2 separate regions of the Homo sapiens genome follow, and region 2 is linked to region 1. A link is a loop called in an ENCODE intact Hi-C map of the cell type or tissue named here. Cell type or tissue: PC-9. All regions are shown on one strand. Links, peaks and the distances in the headings refer to the core of each region. The heading gives the core; the rest is flanking DNA.

The links. Hi-C counts contacts between places; a loop is a spot of excess contacts. Peaks named below come from ENCODE experiments on the same cell type or tissue, not always from the same donor. Only the 100,000 strongest peaks of a DNase experiment are listed, where the experiment ranks them.
Region 2: it touches region 1 in a loop (7-fold over the local background); 1 of 110 quality-filtered maps calls a loop at or near these places.

The regions. Positions count from the first base shown.
Region 1 is chr10:126,197,220-126,201,785 of GRCh38, forward strand. All of the region lies in intron 3 of ADAM12 (ADAM metallopeptidase domain 12), which reads right to left. Among named protein-coding and RNA genes, the nearest start is that of ADAM12, 190 kb to the right of the region's middle. RefSeq lists a silencer at 3,212-3,392. In PC-9, for the core only: no CTCF peak of the experiment used is centred there; a DNase peak (open chromatin) is centred at 2,192; H3K27ac peaks cover 2,075 bases.
Region 2 is chr10:126,064,749-126,069,314 of GRCh38, forward strand. It overlaps ADAM12 (ADAM metallopeptidase domain 12), which reads right to left. Exons shown (of 23, transcript NM_001288973.2): 13 at 1,969-2,058; 14 at 58-253. Among named protein-coding and RNA genes, the nearest start is that of FANK1-AS1, 94 kb to the left of the region's middle. In PC-9, for the core only: no CTCF peak of the experiment used is centred there; a DNase peak (open chromatin) is centred at 1,913; H3K27ac peaks cover 1,975 bases.

The DNA of each region.
Region 1 (4,566 bases), core at 980-3,479:
GGCACTGACTAGGGCCCCTACAGGGAGTGACAAGGCATCTTTTGGACAAAGTCCATTGGTGAACTCTGGAAGAAGCCAGCTGCATCTGATCTGTCCTCGAATCCCTGAGGCCGAGCCTGGTGCCCAGAACATAGAACAAGCTCGGGATACATGTCCCAGGCTTGAGCGGAAGGGAGGCAAGTTGAGGGTTTTGGTGATGCAGCCTGGAGGCTGTGCACCACAGGAGGTCCACAGCAAGACTGTGAGTGACCCTGTGGGAGAGGACAGTCGTGTGCTTCCCTCCTGGGGTTGCAGAGGAAGCACAACCAAGCCAGGAGTCCGAAGAGGAGCAGCACAAAGATGGAATGGAAGTCAGGGAATTTCTCATTGCTGGGAACTAAATGACTGATTTAAGGAAGGCCGGATGGTTGAGCATCTGAGGACACAGAGGTAAGCCTGAGAAACAGACCTGGGTTTGGCATGCAGGAGCCTGCCTGGCTGCATTTGGTATTTATATATCACTGGTGCCCAACAAATAGTCAATGAATTTGGAGGCTGAAGTAAAGATACTTAGGTGGCCATGTGACAGAGAGAAGTGATGCTGGTAGGGACATCTTTGGGAAGGGAGGGAGGTTATGAGTGGAGAAGAAGCAAGAAAATGCTTCACAGGCCTGAAAGCCCCAGACAGCGGGTGGTACGTGGAAGGCCTAAGTCTCCACCACGCATGGGGTGACATCACCTCCGTGAACTGCAGGAATGGGAGAGGGAAGGGACTGGGGCTTCAATGTGAAATTACAGTTCTTCATTCCACACAAAGACATGTGTTCCAAATTAACATCACTGTTTCCTAAGAAGCGTGAAGATGCAAACCAGGTATCTCCTCATGGGTTGGGGCTGGTGTTCAGTCAAGATGGACAGCCACTACGGGCCTTGCTCTCCTCCCTTGAGTCCACGGCCCTCCCTGGAAAGCCCCCTGTGGGAGGTGCAGATGCAGGACAGGAGAGGGGTCAGTCACCGTTGCAGACGCCCATGCTCTCCGGCATCAGTAGACACATTTCAAAGACTGAATCTCAACCCTGCCATGGCAGAGGGGAGGTCACGCTATCAGGAAGGTCTGTACCTTTTTCTGGTCTAATGAAGTGTAAGACGACAGAATTTACACAACCAGGAGAGAGACCAGAAGGGCCCGGCAAGTCTCATCACCCACATGCTGGATTTGTCTCCAGCTCCTGGAGCCATTGGGAGGGGCCATATGTTCTGCATTTCACCGGCTCTTGCAGTGAAATATTTGCTATCTGGTTTGTGGACGCAAAATGTGCAACCAGGGCCAGTGTAGCCTTTAGCTCGTGTGAATCCTGCAGCTTCTGTTTCTGGGCCTGAAGACAGAGATCCAGCACCTCCCCTGCTGCTCCTACCCAGCTGTGGGTGCCGGGGATCTCTGCCTGCACCTCTGGATGAGGCTGAGTGCCTGGCACGCATCCTTGCAAAGCAAATGAACAACCATTACAAACAGACTCAGTTTTCATCTCAAGGTAGGTCTGTGCTTAAACCTGACAATATGCTCTTTCCATTTTATTTTTCTTTAAACCCCACCAAATTTCATGTGTATTTATGAATATACTGTTACTGCCAAATTCCTGGCACTTTATTCATATTAGAAACTCCCAGCTGTGGTGAGAAAAGAGGAGAACATTTTTCAAGAGGGGAAGAAATGACTTTTCCCAGTATATCAGAAATATGTCCCATTTTATTACCACTATCTGATATCAAAGAGTAAGGAAGGTAGGCTTGAGCAGAAGGCCTGTAGATTCCAGAAATTTCTTTCAGGGCATCTGTGTCTTTTTATGGTGAGCTTTGTGCTTTTGGGGCCCTAGGAATAAGGAATTTAAGTTATGTAGTCAAGTCCTCAGTCTCACTTTAAAACTACCTGCTTACCAGGTTGAAGACCCCAATAAGTTTAGACTAACCACCTGAATGAAGGTTTCGTTTGGGGCAATTATCTAGATGATTCAGTAAAGTGTAAGAAAAAGTGATTTCAAAGCCTTGGACAATGACAGGAGGATGAGGCAACCCAGCCCTGCTGAAAACTTATCCACCTAATCACCATCGAGATCAGCGGGCCTGACCATCCCGCTGAAATGGCCGGTGTTCATTTCAAGTCATGCCAACAATCATATCTGCTTGCAGTGCATGAGTCATTTTAGGCATAACGGCCACCAGCCAATTTCAACGACTACCCATGACTCAGCCATATTGTCAAGTTCGCAGCCCCTCCTGGCCTCCAGCTAATGCGTTGGGATTCTACCGCAGAAACGCTCCCATAAACCTCTGCTCATCAAGTGTCATCAGCCCCATGCATCATGTGACCCTGTCTGTGGGAAGCTGCTGCTGCTTCCCAGAGTGTGTCTCGGACCGTCTTACACATCTAAACAAAACCAGGTTTTCATTTTTAGACTTCAGTGAGTTATTTTACTAAATCAGAGAAAAATAAACATTTAGAATTACAAATGGAATACATATAAAGTTTCTGTACATGTCAGTAATATTCCCTGATAATGAAAGAATAAGGATGCATTCTTTTAAAATAAGTCATCCTATCCCTGTCTCTCTAGCTAATTGAGATTGTGCATGACCTTGAGAAAGGCATTAAGGTTTGTTCTATTAACAAACATAGACAGTGTGCACCTGATCAAAGCAATGCTTTTTGGTCAAATGATTGACTAACAAAAACAAAAGCCCACTGGCACAAAATACAGGCACTCAATGGGGTCTTCCACACGCACCATGACCTATGTATATAGTCCATCAACAGAAGGAAGGACAGTGACTTACACACTAGTTACCAGACAATTACCACCTACGAGATGCTCTTTAATATTCACTGTTCTATTAATTAGAATATTCTATGAATTGGTATTTCCATGCAGGGTCTGACCTGGGCCACATAATGAGGTGGAACAGGTGCAAGCTGTTAAGGTTGGCAAGAAGTGCAGCTCACACGGGGACTGGATGGTCTGAGGGCACTAGGAGGGAGCAGGAAGGACTCCAGACTTCCTAGGTCTTCAGTTAACTCAATGGTTTTTGTCTTTGAAAATGGAGTAACAGATTAATAACCATGACATTGATCCCCAAACACGATCAGATGCCTTCAAGTATGGTCTCAAGGCTCAGGAAGTTTATGCTCTAATTATGAAAATGAAATTGAACAGTAACCAACACCAATAAAAGCAGGAGCATTTGGAGGTTAAAAACCAGAATTTTGGAGTCAGAAAAATCAGCACGACTCCTGTCTCCATCTCCCACTACTTGGTGAGATCTTGGGCAAGGGATTTGCCTCCCTCAGCCTCAGCATCTTAATCGACAACACCACGATATAATGGTTCCCACACTGTGGAGCTGCCGTGGGGTGCCAATAAGATAATGTGTGCAAAGAGCTCAGTTACGGTGCCCAGTGAACTCTCCAGGAACGTTAGCTATTTATGGCAAGAGCAACATCAGCAGCAACAAAGCACCAGATGAGAAGCTCTAAATGGTTCAGAATGTTCAAAGGAGAGAGGATTCTCAATAGGTTGGAGTCTCCAAGACTCTAGAGAAAGAGCCCAGGATGTGGTTTGAGATGGACGTTGGAGAGTTGTTAGGACTTAGATTTTGTGTACGTGATGGGGGCAGGGTGGTGGTGGTGGTTAAATCAAAGCAACAGAGATGCTGTAAGCAAAGGCACAGATATTGTAAATGGCACATGGAATGTTCTAGAAACAGTAGACCAGTCTGGGCAGGGCATAAATTTCTCATATGGGAGGTAATAGGACGTGATCCTAGAAAGGTGGGGTTGTCCAGGCTGGAAAAGAGTATGAGCATCAGGCTAAAGTAGTCAGAATTTCTTCCACAGGCCAAATGGTTATTGAACAACGGAGTGAGAAAAAGGGATCATTTGAGAAAGGATAACATGATGTGTGCCGTGGGTTGAACCGTCCTTCCAAAAAGATACGTTTAACTCCTACTTCCCGGCACCTGTGATGGTGACTTTATTTAAAAATAGGTTCTTTGCAGACGTAACCAAGCTAAGTTGAGGTCATACTGGAGTAGTGTGGGCCTTACAAGGAGAGGGAAATTTGAACACAGGCACGCAGAGAGGAGGCTGCCATGAGACGAAACAGAGATACAGAAGAGAAACAGGGGAAAAGGCCAAGTGACAAGGGAGGCAGAGACTGGAGTGTTGTTGCCACGAGCCAAAAACGCCAGGGAACCCCAGGCAAGCACCAGAAGCTGGAAGAGGCGAGGAAGGGTTCCTCCCAGAGCCTTGGGAGGGAACGTGGCCCTGCCAGAAGTCACAAGTCCTGGATTTAGGATTTCTGCCTTCCAGAGCTGCGAGAGACCGAGTTTCTGTTGTTTGAAGCCACTCAGTTTGTGGTGCTTCATTACAGCAGCCCTGGGAGATGGGGAACTGGCAATGTACAGGGAAGACATGATGTAGTCACCAGATGAGAGAGTGGTGGTGACAAGGAACAGAGCTGAGAAGCCATTCTTAGAGTGGATCAAAGACCTGGAGATACAACGGTGAAATGAAGAAAGAAAAAGGGAAGTGGT
Region 2 (4,566 bases), core at 919-3,418, 130 kb before region 1:
CCACAGCCCAGGTCTGCCAGTGCCTCTCCTGATGCCGAGCTTGTGGCGGCCACGTACCTGGTCCCCAGAGCGTGACACACTGCTGCTCGTGAGTCTGGCAGATGCCATTGTAGCAGTAGCCGTCCACATCCTGACATGAGTGCCCATCGTGCAGGTACACGTTGGCTGGGCAGTGAGGGCTGGCCCCTGTGCAGAACTCTGGGAGGTCACAGGAGTTGCTGGAGTCCCTGCACGCTGTTCCTGCAGGCTTCAGCTGGAAGGAGAGGGCCATTTATGACACATGCACCCGGGGAAAGGGAGAGGCAGCTCTCAGCATTACTCCTGGGCTGGAGTGGACAAGGCCATAAGTCCCACATAAGGGGTGAGGATTTCAAAGGAAGTTGCTTCTAATGTAGAGATACCTCATTAAATCATCAGATTCTCGTTCTGGGGTTCACTGTTCCACTCTAAAGTGGGTGGGACAACCAAGAGCAGCCTCTGGTTAATGTCATGCAACATCAGGGTTCTCCAAGAAACACACAAGCTGGCTGCTGGCACTTGGCACCTCAGAGGAAGAAGAAGGAGGGAAGCGTTGGCTGCTGGCCTGGTTGATTCTTAAGAAAAAGGTCTCTGGGTGTCAACACTATGACACATTTCAAGGGGACATTTGCATTTATGGTGTTGGCATGTGTGGGCAAGTTAATAAAAATAACTTTAAGGTCACAATCACGATAGCAATTTTAGTCAGTCGTCAAATCATAGAACTGGAACTCTCTCTTTACTGCTTTATGGGAAGAACAGGAGAAGAACAAGGGAGAGGTAAAGGATGTTAGAAGCCATCTGACCAATGGCTCAGCTTTTTGTGGTTGAAGAAATTAAGGCTCAGAGTAGCCCGTCTGAGGCTACACAGCTAGGGAACCCTGCGAGTCCTGGGCTTAGTTCCCTGCATACTCCTCAAACGCAAAGAGATAAGACCCCTGCCAACTTCTAGAAGATCTGGAAGTCGAAAGCAATTGTTAAAAAGTCATAACCTAAAAGTGAACCACAATCAGGCATTGCCCTGTGGTCCTCCCTCCCCTTACTTGGGCATCCCCTGGGCACAGGCTCAGACTTGCTTCCCCCTTCCCCCGACTCCCTTCCAGGCACCTTCCTTCACCAGTTACTGGGAGCCAGGGAGAGCCAGCTGCTTATAACATTCCCCAGAAGTTAATCAGCATTAGGAAGAGGATGAAGGCTATTTTAAAGCCGAACATTAAATGTTATAATGCACTTCTAAATCACCGTGCTCACGTGGGGCAGCTAAGAGGGAGTTTCCTGCAAGCAGAATGTCAGGATCAATTGCTTAATTAAAATGAAATAAAACTCTACCCTTGGAACTGTTGAATCAAAAGCTCAGGCTTCTACTCTCAGATATCAGCTCTGAATAATGAGACAATGGAACTGCCAAAAGAAACGCAGTCCTAGCCAGCAGCAATGGCGAGAGTATAAAACTGCCATTCTTGGCTGGGCGGGGTTGGTGGCAACTTCTTTTGGGAGGACATTAAGATTGAGTTGTTTATACAAAACTTCTGGGACAAGCCAGCAGGCAGATGTCCGCGGGATCAAGAAGATGAACCTGGGGGAACCTGAGTGACAGTGGATGGGGACTTGTTCTCGCCTTGCTCTTCTTGTCAGCATAGTAGAACCCCATGTGCCTCTGACGGCACAAATGGAGCATTTAAAGTTGAACTAGGGTTTATCGGTCTGATCAGTTGTCAGCCCCTAAATAAATAAACACAAGTGACTGGCAACTGAAGCGTGCATTTCACCCCAAGATTGGAAGCTAAACAGTAAGAGGTGGGTAACACCAACTGGCGTGAGAAGGAGGGATGGTGCGTGCTGTGGTGAGTGCTGGGAAACCTTCCAGCCACACTGCTTGCCCTGCATCAGATCTGAACCACCTGAACCTGTTGGCGACCTGGGGGTCAAGTTGTAGCTCCGGTGACTCACCTGGCAGTCTTCACAGCACAGCCCATGTGCGCACACAGCGTCCGGCTTCAGGGTACAGGTGGTGGCATTGCAGCAGCGATTCATACATTCCTGGAAAGGGGAATGGCATTTGTTTGACAGGGTCTTATGGAGTATGCACTCACTGAATGCAAACATCACACCTTAAATGGCTGCAAAAAGCAAGAAAGACCAAGAGGGCCCAGCTCCTGAACTGCACACCTGCCTGTTTCCGTCTGTTAGGAAAGCAAAGCTTCTGCTTTTTATGAACCAACTGGGTCTACGAGTCCCTGGAAAAAGCCAGTAGCACACAAGTGCCCTCATGAAAGGTAAAGCAGTTGTAACATAGGCTGGCCGGCTGGGGACATCACTCTAGTCAGCAGTACACTGGGGCTCTGTAGAGGGGTGTCCAGGCGGATCTCATTGCAGTGGACTGCATCAGGATCCCTGGAGGACTTTGAAATTACCCAATCAAAAATATACATAGATGCATACAATCTGTACTCTTCAAAAATGAACCTTTTTTGATTTAGAGAGTACTGGCAGGAAATGAAGTCAAACCAGTGGTTTCAACCACAATTCCCTGCAATCTCGCCAGGGTTGTGGATGAGACCCTTGAGCAGCCCGGGTAAGTTGTCTGGCCTGACAATTCCATCACTCGGAAAGTCAGAAATGGACCTTATAACAAGCAAGTGGCCGGCAGGAGGCCTGTGGGCTGTGCCCATTGATTTGCGAGGGATTTAAATGGATAGTTCAAGCATTAGATGTACTGTCCTCTCTGAAACAAAAGTGAGAAAAGAAAGTAACTCCTTTATAATGCTGTGCTCCACACGTACCCATTGCTTCCATTTTTTCCTAACAAAAACAAGAGATTGACATTTTTCGCTCAGTTCTCAACAAAAGGCCTGCACGCATTTATCAAGTGAAGTCCTTGTACTTGAGAACATTCAAGTAACTGCAGTTTACACATTTTAGAAGAAATGTAATTATCATAAGATGGAACAGTTCATAGATCTTTAATACTGAGTAATTTATCAATGTTCTTTTATTTTATCCAGTATATGATATGCTTTGAAAAATTTATATACCATTGGCTGGGGTGAAGCTAATCACATACTAGTTTAATAATATAATACTTTACTCCTGAAAACCATCTTTCTTGAATGGATTTATCATGAGTTTTATAAATGCAATTAATAAAATTTTGTCAATAATCCAGAAGATTTATGGCAAACCCAGATACTGAAACTATATCCTATGTAAAACTCTAATTATGCTCTCATTTGATGTTCCATTTGATTCTATTATACAGACTTCCAAAGTTATTAAATTTTAAATTTGCTTGAGGACTTTATAAACATCCAGAATGCGTAATATATACAATAAGATAAAACTGTCAACCAGAAGTCATAGCTGTAACTTTTATGACAGTAAGGGTTTCTAACTTGTGGACTTACAATTCTAAAAGAGTTTAGGAACTTTTTTTAAAAAAAGTAGTCCATTAATTGCATTTTTAAATCAGTGTCATCAAATGCACACCACTGCTATCCTGGTCCTTATGGTCTAAATGGCTCTATGGATGACACATTTACCAAATTACAAGTTTTCTTGAAATTCCATGTTAAATCAGCCATCCTAAATCTGGGTCCTAAAATTCTTTAAGAAATATCTTCCCCCCTCTCTCAAATCACCCAGTAATATAAGCAGCAGCTCAAATGGAAATGCAGCCATGCCAAATGGCTCTGACTTCAAAGGGGATGATAATGTGAGAAAGATAACTAAGTTTAAAAGATATTCGCAAGCTACTGGCATCCTATTGACTTTAAACAAGGAGATAAGGCTGCTTTCCCAATCCTGTTAGCTGGAAGAATGAGTGAGTTGTCAGGATTTCCTTATGTTGATATAAATCCAATGCCCTGTCCGGGAAGGCTTCAGCAATCAACCTGCCTTCAAACCACCCAGGATCTATTTCTTCTGCAGTACCATATTTCTCAGAAGAGACACATTCTTCATCTGCTGCTACATTGATTATTTTAGTCCTCAATAGAGAAGTCCAACAGAGCCAATGAATACCAAGTCTCCAAAGAAGAAAGAATAATGAAAGCATTAGAGAATTCTCTGCAAAGCCCTAATTGTCATTCTCAGGTTGTAGGTAGCAGACACAGATTCTTAATCACAATGAACTGGGAGAAGACTAGAAGCCATCTTCTTGAAAATGATGGAGATTATTTCTGGGAGCAAGGGAGAAGCTGGTTTCCATTGGGTGCTGGCAGTTGTTTTTCGGATCCCATTTACTACTCCTTCCCTGATGTCGTAACACACTGGGTCCCTCTGTGGGCCAGGGAATGGCCAGGTCAATCTGATGTAAGGGCATGCAGAATAACCAGGGCCTGAGCACTGGGTAGGGGGATAAAGAACCCAGGTTAACAAGTCTTTTTGCCTAAAATTCTTAGGCAAAGCAGTTTGGAAACTGTAAATAGGTTGTCACACTGCCAAACACAATTTGAGTTTGAACCTTGAAACTATTATTTTCTAATAATAACTACTTGAAACTATTTTTTGAAAAGCAAAAAATAAAAAAAAGCAAATCTAAAAAGTGAG